Linked DNA regions of Mus musculus: region 2 is linked to region 1. A link is a loop called in an ENCODE intact Hi-C map of the cell type or tissue named here. Cell type or tissue: heart. All regions are shown on one strand.

What was found. Peaks named below come from ENCODE experiments on the same cell type or tissue, not always from the same donor. Only the 100,000 strongest peaks of a DNase experiment are listed, where the experiment ranks them.
Region 2: it touches region 1 in a loop (9-fold over the local background); 4 of 42 quality-filtered maps call a loop at or near these places.

Annotation. Positions count from the first base shown.
Region 1 is chr7:94,038,587-94,046,586 of GRCm38, forward strand. Gm32647 (a long non-coding RNA gene) reads left to right here and starts at 3,910. Exons shown (of 6, transcript XR_869798.1): 1 at 3,910-4,372. In heart, a CTCF peak has its summit at 7,653 (motif pointing left); no DNase peak of the experiment used is centred here; H3K4me3 peaks cover 362 bases.
Region 2 is chr7:93,120,716-93,128,715 of GRCm38, forward strand. No RefSeq gene overlaps it. Among named protein-coding and RNA genes, the nearest start is that of Gm25860, 23 kb to the right of the region's middle. In heart, a CTCF peak has its summit at 3,417 (motif pointing right); no DNase peak of the experiment used is centred here.

The DNA.
Region 1 (8,000 bases):
GTGTGTGTGTGTGAGAGAGAGAGAGAGAGAGAGAGAGAGAGAGAGAGAGAGAGAGAACCAGAGATAGAGACAGGACTGTTTCTCATAGTATGGAGAACTGCAGCTATCTGATATCTTAAAATGAATTACTTGTTTCCTCTCAAAATGGTATTTCTTAAAATTGCTTGATCTGTCTCTGTTCCTTTGCCATATCATATAAAATACCAAATAATTTTAGATATTTATAGGAAAATGAAACATTTTGAAAGAAAACTGCATAACAGTTTAGGAACAATTTGTAATGTTTTTGTGTTGATCATCCAATGTGTAACTATTATATATCTCAAGTTATTACAGCTGTGATTTGCCATATGTAAATTGTGTGTATAATTAGTTAACGATACACCTATTGCTTTGCTTTCTGTTGTGTTAAATTTAGGTTCTCACATCTTCATTGCTACTGTATAAAAGAATGTTGGCTTTTGTTTATTCACAGTATAAGTTGACATCTTGCTAAACTCATATACAAAACTTCCACTTAATTTGTTTGTTTTGTAGATTTCTCAGGATTTGTTATGCAACAATTATGTGCTTTATTTCTCTCTAAATACATTCCCTTTATCTCTTTTCCTTTTCTAACATGGGTTAGGAGATACACTGAGCCAATGTGGTGAAAGCTGACATCTTAGCTTTAATTCTGATCCAGTAGGAAATAGTGCATGTGATCCCAGGCTAGTATAACACAAGTCAAACTGTGTGAGTTCACTCTATAGAGTTGAAGAAGTTTCTTTTTATTTCTATTTTACTCAAAGCCTTAAAAGATGCTTGTTAATTCTTTTGAGATTTCATACATAAGCACTGTATATAAATATTGTTTCCACATACCGCATCTTCCCCTTCAATTCTTCCCATGCCTTATCTGACATGTTTAGCTTAAATTCACACAATTTTCTATATTTAGTGTTGTATTCTCTTTCTTTCTTTTTCCCTCTATGTGTGCGAGTGATATATATATATATATATATATATATATATATATATATATATATATAAATAGAGAGAGAGAGAGAGAGAGAGAGAGACAGAGAGAGAGAGACAGAGACAGAGACATAAGTGAGCGAGAGATATGACATATTATAAATGATAGAAAGACGAGATAGAGGATAGATATAGATAGTGTATCTATGTGTATGAGAGAGATATGAACATATATGCCTGCTTAATTTTGGTTATGGTGGTAGGTAACAGTCTGTTTATACATCAAGTTAGACTATAGTTCTCCATACACACAAAACCATTTAACTGATGAAAATAAATATTTGTGGAGAGAGTATAAGTAAATAGAACCCCTATCCCTATGCTAGATAACATCGTATACAGAGAAATACATTATTTTGTCAAGTAGCAAACTGAAAGGTAGAATAGTTAATGATATTATAACATTATTGCTAAATTTATTGAGATTTATTAAGATGTTATTATATGTAGACTGTTGGGAGTTGACTCCTAACAGAAAGTGGCTGTCATCTCTGCAGCCATCTTGGGCTACTTACTTACAGGTGGGACTTTCCCACCCTGACGAGAGACCTTTTGTTCCTAGCATGATGTTTTTGTAAGATGCCCACCACAGCTGAACACATTCTGATAACATCTTGTTTTTCTTCTATACACTATGGACTTGTGGTTAAGTGTCTCCAGTTGCACTCCCCAGCTTGTGCTTATATACCCATAATTGCCTTCCAATAAACAAAACTTGAGACTTGAGACTTGATAATAGTTTCTTGATCAGATAGCCTGTCTTGTCTCCATTCTTTGAGTCTCTTGCCCCTGTGTCCCCAGTCTTTCTCTTGCAGACCCCGTTGACTGACCCACAGACCGGGTCAGTAGACATAGCTTCATGTTTATAAAACATATACACAAATAACTAATAGAGACATAGTGTATGTTTCTTAGTCTCAAAATGCTCTAGAAATGCTCTATCTCTCTTTGTCTGTTGCTCTTTCTCCCAGACAAAACTGTAGTATAGGCAGTATCGTAAATGTTAATAATAAATAAGTGCATAGCATGAAAAGTTTTCATATTATGTTCAAGATATTTGTATTTGAAGTTATTTCCAGCTAAAAAGTACAGGTGTTTCTGTTTGTTTTCTGTTTGTTTTGTTAGTTTTATTTTTCTTAAACTATCTCAGTGGTTCTTAACCTTCCTGATGCTGTGACCCTTTAATATAATTCTTCACGTTGTGGTGGCCCCAACCATAAGATTAATTTTGCTACTACTTCATACCTGTAATTTTGCTACTCTTATAAATCATAATGTTAGTATCTGTGTTTTTTTTCAATAAGCTTAGTTGAGCCCTTTGAAAGTCATTGAACCCCAAAGAGATCATGACCTGCTAAGCTTAGATCTGCTAAGCTATATTTACAGAAATTTATATAAAACAATGGCCCCTTGGAAGATTGTTAGCCACTGATTTTCCTGTACTATGCTCTAAGGTCTAAAACTCACTTAAAAATTGCACCCAGTGCTTCTGTACTACAATATCAGCATGTGGGATATGGTCCCAGTGGTGCCTGTGCCACATAGTAAGCACCTCAGAAGTGCTGCCTCCCAGCGTGGGCTACAAAAAGTTCTACTTTCCATGGTGACCATTATCACCATCCTCATTACAGAGAAAGCTCCAGGAGCCAGGCACTCCATGACTAACTCTATCAACCTCCTGATCTCTATTTTTCTTTCCTTGTCCTGCATTGAAGGTGAAATTGCTTTGTTGACTTTGATTTCTATTTTTGAAGGGAGAAAAACATGCATAGTGGATCTCTTTTTCCAGATCAATTTATCTGAGTTTTAAGATAGATGAGCACCAGACTGAAATCACAGCAAGGTTAGAGAGAACAGCGGAGAAACTTTCTCATGTCACTCAGCGTATAAACTTTGAAAGGTTTGTGTTTCATAGTTGGCAGAGTTAGCTGAATTTTTCACCTTGAAAGACATGGGAAGAGGCAACCTCAGTCGACGAACTGTCTCCTTTAGATTGACCTATGGGCACGTCTGTGAGTCATTTTCTTGATTGCTAGTTGAAGGAGATGGGAACAGCCTACTGGGGTGGTGCCATCTCTGTTCAGAGGCCTGAGGCTGTGTAAGAAATGTAACTGAGCAAGTCAGGAACAAGTGAGCTAGTTCCCTCCACAGTTCTGTTTCTACGTTCCTGCTTTGGCTTCCCTGACGGATGAAACGGGTCCTGTGTGTGGAAATGAACCTTTCCTTCCCCAGGTTGTTTTATCACAGCACAAAGAATCGAACTAATGTAATAGGGCTTTGAACATTACTTGTGGACATTCATTATTATTATCATTTTAATCTGTATCTTCGTAGTTAACCCTTCCTAATATACACAGCACTTTTCACCTGTGCCTTGCATAGGTGTCTCATTATAGATATCCCACTCTTATGCTTCATATATTCATATGAAGCTTCTTAGGCTTAAGGGACTTGCTTACAGTTACATAATGTATAATGGTAAAATGTCTTAGTAGACATTCTTCTAATTAATACAGAGATGAACAAGGGATATCTAGTTTAAGAAGTTAGTTCAACCACCACAATTTGCTTGTAGCTACTCAATCCCGACGTGCTGATCTCTGCGCATTGAGTGGTTTGAATTGGTTTCTAGATAAGACCCCGAGTTGCCTCTGCAAAGAACACAGAAAGTTGAAACTTTGACACTCATCAATTAGGCTTGGTGGTCATGACAGGAAATTAAAGGGAAAAAAATCAATTCCAGGTGTAAAATGTTGAACAGAGATTTTCTTCTTTTTTTTTTTAATTTGGTGCTTCCAGAGTGAGTACTTTCTCTATCTTAGACTGATCCAATCTCCTTTATTTGATTGATTGTTGAATCTATTGAAGAGTGAGCCATTCACTTCAGCCTGAATTCCCAGCAGCAAGGTCAGTGAGGATGAATCCTCCCCTAAAAGGCTGGGGGTCTTTGTGGAAAAGCAGCCACCCAGCACGAGCCTTTTGAGTATGCAGAACACATCGGCTCAGCCTAAAGCTGGCAGTTGGTGCACACACACACACACACACATCGCTTTCCCCTCAAGTGAAGCGGCATGAGCATGAGCAATCGCAGTATCTCCTGTTTCCGGAGCTGAGACCGGCAGCCTCTGCCTGATTTATTGAAGGAGCAAGAGGATCCCAGTTTCCGCGCTAACACGCAGCTGTCACATCTAGTTGGAGACAGCCACTTCTTCCCAGCTGTTTACCTGCTCTGGCAAGAAGGCACCCTATTCCAAAAGCGAGTAGGCTGGAGGAGGAGTCTGCATGGTGCTTGCTGCAGGTAAAACCAGTTTTTAGTTCTCTTTTCTAACCAGCCAACCACCTCACCTACTTACAGGTAGGTGCTTGCAGTTTCTTCTTTACATATGGAAAATCTTTGTTGCAATATTCATTTTAACTGAGAAAGTCTTTTTCACTGTGTGAGACGCAGCAGAGAGGGACTTCAGAGTTCAGCAGTGATTCTTCTGATTAAAGTTTTAGTGCATATGGTAATTCCAGGTCTCCCTCCAGTCTTTCAAAGTAGACAGCAAATTTGAGACTCGTCCTCATTTTGTGATTCGCAGGCAATTTGACAGTTAGCCTAAGTGCATGAGTCTAACCTTTGAGTTAGTTGACAATTGTAATGGAACTCTGCACATGTAATATAAAGAGCTTTAAATATTTTCCTACTGCTGGGATAAATATGTATCAGCCTTCTAAAAGTAAAAGCCAATGGGTGGAAACTTACAGATTCAAACTCTTCAGTGTTTAAAGTGGGGTTATTGAAGCAGGAGGGAAAGTTGCTGAATCACAGCTTAATATTCATGCAAATTGCTGTATGTCTCAGACACGAGTGTCAAATGTCTTTTCCTCTTTAAAAAAAACTATTAAATAGGTCTGAAGGCTGTGGCTTTGAAGAAAAGAAGTTTTTCATTGTTATAAACTAGTTTGTCTTGGTGCAGTAACTATCTTGATAACATGACACTGTAAAGATTTAACCAAAAGATGCATTTTTCTCCACCAGAATAAACTAGAATCTAGTATTATATTTAGAGAGCTTTTGTTTTTCTTTCTCCAAATAAAGCTATAGGATTTTTAAGCCAGAGCTTCTATGCTTCAGTGATAATGCTCATGTATGTAACTTCTCATGTATAACATAACTTAAACATGTGTTTCTATTACCAGCAATTTTAATTAAAGGAAAACTTTAGAAATGTTTGCATGCTTTGTCAGCAATCATTTTTGTCCTTTTGTGGACAGGTTTGTTGAGAGATTAACCATTGTAGTTAGGCATTAGCCATATGGTTTGAAATAACCATAAAGAAAATATTCACAAGCCCACAGTCCTGTATTCAAGTCAAGTCCTTGACGTTTCTCAATGAGCGATGAGTTGAAGAGACAGAGGGGCTTTAATGGAGTTGTGGGAAACACACAGCTGGGAAACAAAAGTTCCCGTGCCTATGTGATGGCTCCAGCAATGTCACTTCACATATGGGCTTGACTTTGGACAGTTTCTGTTTATTATCCTTAGGGGTAAATGCTACCACATAATTCTCTGGAACTTGTCTTGATATGGATTCTGGGGTTCTTACGGAAGATACCACCAGCACAGGACTTCTCATTGATCTTGAAAGTCAAGAAACCTCTTTTACTAAAGAGGCTCCGAGGCTCACTCTGGAATCAAAGGGAGATAGGCGAGAATCTGCCTGCAAGCTGACTCCTTAGAGGGCAGAAAAAAAAATCCCAGAGTTGCCCCCTTTACTTGTCCTTAGAGTGCAGTGTTGCTAGTATCTTTACAGAACTTCATGGAAAGTTTTCATCCATAATAGAAATTTAACATTTATGTTTACTTCTACCTTTGCCTTTCACAACATCTGTTGTTTCTATGTGAGACATCCACACCCTTATTTAAGTAGATTCTGTAGAGTCCTGTGAGAAGCAATACCCTGAAAGCTTCACCTTATAATTCTAACTGCACACTTTGGTTCATACTTAAGCTTGGGATAAACGTGCAGATATTTCTATCTCCCTGGTATTATATCATACATCAAACCTGGCACTAAGGGTATGACAAGGCGGGTAGAGGGCAGACTGGACTTGAGGTGGAATCTTAGAGAGGGGCAAAGTACTCTCTCTGTTTTTATCTTGCCAAACTCTTCCAACTCAGCCTATAATCTAAGAGATCCAAAGCCATGATTTCAACACACCCAACTCTAGAAATGAAGGGCAATTTAATTCAGCTGTTGATCTGGGCTTTCTAATGTGCCAGCTGTCTCAAACCCACTTAGGGGAAGCTCCTGGAGTTTCCTGCACGGTCCCAGTCACTCATCCTTCTCCCTAAAGTAGATTTGTGAAGCAGGTTGCAGAGTTAGCCAGTTGCTTGCACATTATGGATTGCCATTCAGAGCTGCCTTTGCTGAAAGGCAATCAATTTCATTTTGTTTGGAGCCAGAAGTGATGAGTCCTCTGTCACTGTTGGAGCTTCAAGTCACTGGCCTTGATAACACTTCTTAGGGAGCATGGCACATTTGTGATGGGGGGGATATCATTATTTAATAAGGCAACAAAATGACTAATATAAAGTGAAGAAGACAAGGCATTAATGAATACCAATATCTTGTGCTGTTCTGTCTCATATGCTTCAGTTCTTAACCATCAGTGGGGTAGAGTGCAGCATATAGAGTATATATATATATATATATATATATATATATATATATATATATATGCACATTTTGACTTTAAAATCTTTACTTGAACAAGCAAAAGAACGAGAAAGAAAGGTACCAGAAATCTCTATCTGCTTATATATAATGCAAACAGGTGCCAAATACTGAGAAAACCTTGTAGTTATTCTCACAAGCTGATTTTCCCCCAAATTGCCTTGAATTATGATGTACATCTCACAATGGTACTTTGTATGGACTCTTCAGGCCACACTGAGTGAGAGCTGTAAATTGGGAGAGAAGAAATGCTTTACAATCTCAGAAATGAAGAGGGTTAAGATCCAGATGGTCAGGGCTTTTTATAGCAATACATTGGAGGGTGTTACAAGCTTCCACGGCCACTATCCTATTATGTTCTCTCTAGTAAATGCAGATTGGTGGGAGTACTGATGACTAAAAGACGTCTCCACAGCCAGGAAAGTTAGCATCTTCATCCCTTTACACTCCCCATCTTGCTAAGCTGCTCTTCATTCCTGTACTCCTTAATTATTACATTTGAATGCCAGAGAAATCAAAATTAGACTTACTCTTTTAATTTTAAATTATGTTATTTTTCTGCTCATGACTTTGTTTCCCTCCCTCGGTATGTATCACAGTTTGGGAATACATTCAGGAAGAATGTGAAATGCTCACACTGAGACTCAAGTGGTCCATATACAGGTCTCTATCTGTCTTTCTTAGTGTTTCCTGTGTAAAAGCAACTTTTCTAATTTATCTGACTCTAGGACAACAGTTTTGAGAGCCTCTGAGAAGCACAGCTATGTATCTCAGATTCAGCCTCACTTCAGCTTTCAGATCCTCTGAAATGATCTTTATTTTATTTTATTTTATTTTCCCCCTTCCTTTCTATAACCTGCGTAGGATTGCTTTCTTTTTGCTGGGGCCACAGTGTCATCCTGCTGTAGCAATGGTATAGAAAGTGAGCCACCTAGTGGTAAAGAAGAGTGGTTTTTTTTTTTTCCACATTTGTTCAGCCAAGTTGAAGGGCTAAAAAGGACATTGCTTATTTTCTGTTATATTTTAAAGATGAGTTAGCTTTAGCATTTCAATGAAAATTGGAGCTACAAATACAGAATTATTCATCATGCTTTATTTTCCTACCTGATATGACCTGTCCCTTTCATCTGTACCTATTAAAAATATGTACAACTTTAAAATCCAATGATGTTGTCTGTCATGCATTACATGACACATATGTTACCCACCTTCAAACATCACACATGCTGGAGGAGACTGTGACCTTTCATGCTCTCTATGGGA
Region 2 (8,000 bases), 920 kb before region 1:
GAATGTGTATTAATTTCACTGTGCTATGAAGTATAAAAATTATGTCAAATTTTCATAAGCCAGGAGCTGTTTGTGTTAGCCATACTTCATTGTCGTTTCTACAGTTCTATTTCTGTTTGGTACATTGAGGGTCCAATGCCACACAGGTCTGTAGCCAAAGCTGGTCAGACTCCTGATCTTCCTGACCTCACTGCCTGAATTCTGAGATTACAGACATGTGCCTAGCTAATTCTTTTAGTAAATGAATTAAAATTTTTTTGAAATGATTCTTTTGTTTAAAACAAAACAATAAAGGATACAAAACTGCCAGATACTTTCCTAATACCCAGACAGCGTCTGTTAACACCAATTACCATAATAAACAAAACATTACATATTTATGAGATTTTATAAAATTAATAGGATAGAATTTAAACATTAAACACTGATATTTCTCATGAACACAGAGATCCCTCAATGTGCCTCTCCTAAGAGTTTGCTTATCACTGGTTTCTTACATCTTTCCAAATAGAAGTGTAATTATAGAGGATGGGAAGGAAAGGCAAGATAAAATTCTCAAACACTGAGTTGGCACAGGATGTCTCAGTTCTCTGTTTAACCACTTGTCTTCAATTAAGTTAGAGCTTTATTCTCATTATTATTTATAAATGTAACACAATGTTTAATGAGTGCTAATGATGTTTAGTTTAATGTCCCATAATCTGGAACTTTCTCGAAATGGCATATTAGCATGTTTAATTGTGTGAATGTAAAGTAAAAATAAATTTGTCTAATGAATAAAAGAAAAATGTAAACTTTATGGCATATATAAACCTTTTGTAAGTGTATGCACAATGTTGGTGCCTTGTCTTTCCCTGAAAATAACATGAATTATTATTAAAAGTAGAATAATGTGCTTAAAAATACATCTGGGAATTACTTATCATAACAAGCAACAAAAGAACATAGCCCAATTCACTTTTATAAAATGCTACCCAGCAATTTCAATGCTATTCGTTGATTAGTCTTTCTTTTCCTGCTGTCTTGAAGTGGCTGCTTTTTCATATAGCAAATCTGTTTTTCTATTTACAATAACTGGGCCTTGTCTCTCTGTTATAATCTCTCTATATGATCTTTGAAGAGCTGTATCTACCCTGGACCTTCGATTTACTTTTCTATCAACTGCAGGATCAGGCATTATATTATTACTCTTTACCGTGATGAAATGCCTGACAGAAACAACTCAAGGGAACAAGAGTCTATTTCCTCTGTCCTATAGGGAAGGTACAGTAGTTGGAGTAGGTTGGCCTGTGGTAATAGAAGCTTGAAGCAGTGTGGTGCTTATCAGAAAATAGGGAGCTAGCCTACACCTGGAAACAGGACAGCCTTCCAATCTCCAAGCTGAGTGGCTTCTCCAGCTCTCCTAATGGAATCAAGTGACCACTGAACCCATGAGAGGTGTTTGACCTTCCGATCGTGACAAGAGTTATATTGTGTTCCTTCTAGCCCTACACTGCCACAGTTTCATTGTGATGATAGGTCCTCTTGTATCTTTTTCAACCCATGATGGGGACAAGCTTCTTTCTCTCTCTTGGTACCCAGTATCTATTCCCAGACCCTCATCTCTTAATTTTTCTTATTTTTTTGTTCTTGAAGCCATTTTATTGAAAAATTGAAAGTGTAAGCCCTCTCTTATAAATTCTTGTGTGCTCACTGATAAGTTGATATTAGCCCAGAAGCTTGGAATACCCAAGATACAATGTACAAACCACATGAAACTCAAGAAGGAAGACAAAATTTGGATACTTTGGTCCTTCTCTAAAAAGGGGGAACAAAATACCCATGGAAGGAGTTACAGAGACAAAGTGTGGAGCAGAGACTGAAGGTATGACCACCCAGAGACTGCTCCACCTGGAGATCCATCCCATAAACAACCACCGAACCCAGACACTATTGTGGATGCCAACAAGTGCTTGCTGACAGAAGCCTGTTGTAGCTGTCTCCTGAGAGGCTCTACCAGTGCCTGACAAATACAGAGTTGGATGCTCACAGCCAACCAGCGGACTGAGCACAGGGTCCACAATGGAGGAGCTAGAAAAAGGACCCAAGGAGCTGAAGGGGTTTGCAGCCCCAGAGGAGGAACAACAATATGAACCAACCAATACCCCCAGAACTCCCAGGAACTAAACCACCAACCAAAGAGTGGGACTCAGGTTTCCACCTGCATATGTAGCAGAGGATGGCCTTGGTCATAAATGGGAGGAGAGGCCCTTGGTCCTGGGAAGGCTCTATGCCCCAGTGTAGGGGAATGTCAGGGCCAGGAAGCTCGAGAGGGTGGGTTGGTGAATATATATATATATATATATATATATATATATATATATATATATATATATATATATGTGTGTGTGTGTGTGTGTGTGTGTGTGTGTGTGTGTGTGTGTGTGTGTGTATGTATATATATAATTCTTGTGTGCTTTGTTGCAATAAAATACAAGAAACTGAGAGGATCTTAATGCGTTTAAATTTTGATCTTTGGTTCTTTGGTCTCTGTGCTTCTTAGGGACAGAGGATTGTGAAGATCGCATTTTTTTCTTTTTAGAACTTTATTTTATTATAATTATTCATAAGAAACACTCATACTGGCTCGTAGAATGCAATTACATTTAACTTATACTACACAATATTAGGTAGTGACTCAGTACATGGTTTACAAAAACAAACTAAAAAGAACCCTCAATCTAATTTATTTCTATCTACTACAAATGTATGAAAATCCTCCATCAAATGCTATGGGAGGCAGCACTACCTTGAGAAATAAACTTTTAGTTTGTTTCAGAAAATTACTGCTTATTTCACTGTAAAGTAAGATATTCTTAAGTATTTAAATGTTTTCTGAAAACTGGAACTTGCAGACCCATTTCAACACCAGCCTTCCTTGTTGTGGATAGATGGCTATCTCCAGAGTGACTTCACACTAGGTCATGCTGGTCAGGGGCAAAGTGAGGAAACATTTTCTGAATTCCACGCATTCTGTACACAGTATCCTGCTCAATTCTATCTCAAAGACCATCGAGATCAGCAGCAGCATCTTCATTGTGAAGATGTAAACAGTCACCTGCTCTGATCACCCAAAACATCAGTGGGTTTTACATTCTAGGATTTCAATGGACGTCAAGAAAAAAAAAAAACCTTTGTTTGCATTGGACAGCCTTTCACCTTCTAGGCTTCCTCGAAGTAAACATATTGGTCATTTAATATTTTACTGATTGCCTTTAGGAGAAGATAATGCATTTGTCTCTCTTGGTAGATAGTTGAAACATAAAATAACAATTTCTAGGATCCATTTTCTAGAATCCAGGACCAGATGGCATTGGCTCTGCAATGGAAAAGGCTGTGGTAGCATATGCATCTCAGCAGGTGGCATTGTAAGCTTAGCAATGCTGTCAGCCTTTGGGCTGCTCCACCTCTGGCTCTGGAGACCTAGATGCAGATTCAGAATCTTCCAGCAGATGGAATTTTCCCCTTACACCTAATGGTGAGTTCTGCCAGGCAAGTCTGTGTTGAGTCTCTTTTGGCTAATGAAGATTCAGAGGATCCTTGTTCTTTCCATGGTCTGAGGTCGAACTCAGAATGATTTCTTTGCAATTGGGTGGGCTTAGAGATAGCGGTCAGAGAGGTCCTTTTCTCATTGCTTTTGCTTTTGAGTTGAGCAGTATAGAACCATAACAAATGTAATATCCTATACTGGGCACCTAGCTTGTAATAGATACTACGAGGGGAACTTTGAACTTTATTGCTTTTTAATTCTGTAAGTAAGCTTTTATTGTTGTTTCCATTTCATAGATGAATAAACTAAACCTTGGACAGATTCAGGGCCTGTTTCAAACCCACAAGTCAAGACTTTGTGTTGTACAAACTCCTAGGATGAGAAGCCCCCAAACCCTGGGAGAAGAAACCAGACTATGTAGAGCAAATATCTTGTGTATTGTATGGGTGCATTACCTGTCAATGCAAAAGCTTATGGCCTATGACTTAGGCAGGAAAGAGAAGGTCTGACATCTGGGAGGAGAAAGAATTCTGGGATGGAGCCAGGCATGAGAAGATTCACCTTAGAAGATGTAAGGAGACAGACACATGATACCTGAGCACAGTTAACCAGCTATTTGGCTGTGTCAGACTGTACATTAAAATAAGTGGGTTATCTTAAGTTTTATTTCTAGTCAGGGTAGAGCCTCACTATATGGCCAAGGTATTTGTAAATATATAGTGAGTCCGAGTCTTATTTCTGAGAGCATGGGGCAAGAAGGAAGAACAGGGCCCAACTATTCCAATAATATGCTTAAAATCTGTTACTTAGTAGTGACTCATCATCACCAACATCCATCTTTGTTATTCAAAACCTTGATGCATGTAAATGTTCAAGAGACCCTTTATTAAAAGGAGTAGTTATAGATTCAAAGTTGAGTCTCTGGAGGATTATACCCATTCAAATTCACACCCAACAAGGAGCATGGCTGGCACTCAAATGAATGTTGCTGTGACTAGGAACTCTTGTTCCATTGCATATATTAGCGTGTATAAGTAAATAACAATTGGAATGTGAGCACTCATTCACTCACCCAGCAGCACTGACTCTCCAAATGTCAGAGTTTTCATAGCTGTCGCTTTCACTTAAGATTGGCAGTGGGTCAATATTCTTTATCAAGGTTCATTCTAGAAGTATCTGTCCTAGCATGGTTCCTGGCTGCCATCGTCGGCCAATAAAAGCTTATTGGATGGGATGGAATGAGTTGATTAGATACAGCTGGAGTGATCAAAGTGGTGCAGCTCTTTGACTTTGCTTTCCAAGTCTTCTTAAACCAAATTTGTTAAAACAAATTTGACTCAATATGCTCAACACATGTTGAGTGCCTGCCATTCACATTCTATTGTTATTTATCTAGTGTTGGCTACATCACCTTGCCTCTTGCCAAAAGAAAATTATAAAGAGCCATACAAAGTTACAATAAGGTCTAAAGTAAGGGCAGGAGCCCATTAGCTTCACACTGGCAGACTGTTAAAGAGTTTACCCTAAAGGAGACTACTGGAAGACAGTCTATGAGGCTTGGTCACCCTGTTAATTGGCTGTGTGAATTCCAGCCAGAAGCATCACAACTCTTAACACCAGTTTTCTCCTTATAAGATGTACTCCTTGTCTTGTAAGATCTCACTAACACAAACTCCATGGAGGATGTCTTATTTTGTCCTTTGCAAAAGGCCTGGCATATAATAGGTGGTCAGTGAAAATTAAGAGGAAAATCAGTCTTTGAAGTACTTGAAGTAATTTTATTTATTCCATTTTCAGAAACAGGAAAATAGATGTAGGGATCACCTTTGAGATTTTTTTTTTATTGAAAATAGTTTCTTTTTATTCAGTATATTCTGATGAATTTTTTTCTTTCCACTCTCTTCCAAGATTCTCCCCACTTCTGTACCCAACCAAATCCACACTCTTTCTCTTTCTCACTAGAATACAAACAAGCATCTAAAATAATAATAATAAAAATAAATAAACAAACCAGAGTAGGAAAACAACAACAACAACAACAACAACAACAACAACAATAACAACAAGAACCATAAAACAGAAAAAAATAGGAGCCAAAAAAAGAAAGAAGAAAAAAAAAAAGCTCAAGAAACAGATACAGACATTGACATACACACGTTCAAATACACACACACAAAATACCCATACAAACAAAATTAGAAACAAATTGTCTGTAATAGACAAGCAAAATATCTGTAAGGAAAAAATAATTCACAGAGAAAGCATTGTAAGACAAAAAATAACCCAACAAAAACAAAACAAAACAAACAAACAAACAAACAAACAAAAATCCTAACCAACCCCCCCAAAAAAGATAAGCCAAACCCCAACCAACCAACCAACCAACCAACCAACCAACCAACCAATCAACCAACTGAAAAACACTACCCCTTAAAAAACCAACCTCCCCTCCAAAACCAAAAAATTTGTTTCTGTTGTTCATCTACTATTCATTTTCTGTTTACCGTCTACTGCTGGCATGGACTTGTGTGGTTTTTATACCCAGTGAAACTATGTTGGAGAAAACTAATCTTTTTCTTGTGATAATTACTAATTGGAGATACCTTCTGCGTTAGGGGTGGGGGGGCTTGTCTACTTCCCTCTCAGCACTGGGATCCTTCCTAGTCCTTACTCTATGGCTAACTTCTATGGTTATATAGATTGTAGCCTGCTTATCTAAGACTTAACAGCTAACATCCACATATAAAGAAATAAATATCACATTTGTCTTTTTTGGGTCTGTATTACCTCAATCATGATTTTTTTCTATCTCTGTCCATTTACCAGCAAATTTTATGATTTCATTTTTTAAAACAGCAGAGTATTTCATTGTGTAAATCTGCCACATTTTCTTTGTCCATTCTTCTGTTGATGGACATCTAGGTTGTTTCCAATTTGTGGCTATTATGAACAGAGTAGCAATGAACATGATTGTGCAAGTGTCTTTGTAATAAGATTTAGATAATTCCCCAAGAGTGGTATAGCTGGGTCTTTGGGTAGTTTGTACCCAGATTCACTGGAATTCACAGTAGGGTGGAATTGCCACACTACTTTATTTAGTGGCTGTACAAGTTTACAGTCTGTGGTAGTTTGAATATGCTTGGTCCAGGAGTGACATATTAGGAGATGTGGCCTTGATGGAGTAGGTATGGCCTTGTTGGAGGAAGTATGTCACTGTGGAGTGGGCCTTGAGACCCTCTTCCAAGTTGTCTGGAAGTAGTCTTCTCCTGTTTGCCTTTGGAACAAGATGTAGAACTCTCAGCATCTCTAGCACCATGCCTGCCTGCACACTGCCATGCTTTCTGCCATGATGATAGTGGACTGAACCTCTGAAACTGTAAGCTATCCCCAATTAAATATTTGCCTTTATAAGACTTGCCTTGGCCATGATGTCTTTTCATAGCAATGGAAACTTAGACATAGCAAAAGATGAGTATTCCTCTTACCCCACATTTTTGACAGCGTGGGCTATCATCATTTTATTGATCTCAGCCATTCTGACTGATGTAAGATGAAATATCAAAGCAGTTTTGATTTATATTTTCCTGATGACTAAGGATGTTGAACATTTCTTTAGTGTTTCTAAGACATCTGTGTTGTGTGTTTTTGAGAACTCCCTGTTTAGATATGTTGCCTAGTTTTCAGTTGGGTTATTTGTTTTCCTGATGTCTAGTTTTTTGTTTTTGTGTTTTTAGTTTTTAATATTTTAGATATTAGCCCTCTACTAGATGTGTAGTTGGTGAAGATCTTTTTCTGTTTAGACTGCCACTAAATAATGGTGCATTTTGCCTGATAGAAGCTTTTCAGTTTCATGAGGTTCCCATTCATTAATTGTTGATTTTAGTGCTTGTGTTAATCATGTTCTATAAAGAAAGTCTTTTCCTGTGCCAATGAGTTCAAAGCTATTCCACACTTTCTCTTCTATCAGGTTCAGTGTCTTCCTTCCTTCCTTCCTTCCTTCCTTTCTTTCTTTCTTTCTTTCTTTCTTTCTTTCTTTCTTTCTTTCTTTCTTTCTTTCTTTCTTTCTTTCTTTCTTTCTTTCTCTTTCTAAATTTACTCTTCTCTCATTCAATACACCCTGGCCATAGCTTTCTCTCTCTCCATTCTCCCCAGTCCACCCCCTCTCCAGTCTCTCCTCTCACCACTCCTCTCAGTCCCCTCACCTCCTCTCTCCTCCATATCCATCCAGGATCAAGAGAGCTACTTGGAACTCCCATTTGTTTGTGTATTCACTTATACCGCATTTATTCTTTGAACATTTACTTTTTAAAAAACAGACCTTTTGTTACATTTGAGGGTAATTCAAAGAACATGGTTCATAAAATTAAGTAGTAGAAAATATAGGAAATAGCAATTATAAAATGGGCAATTGGTACCATGCCAGAGGAAGATGCTTTGAGGAAAAATGGAAAGAACCAGAGCATGCTTCTAA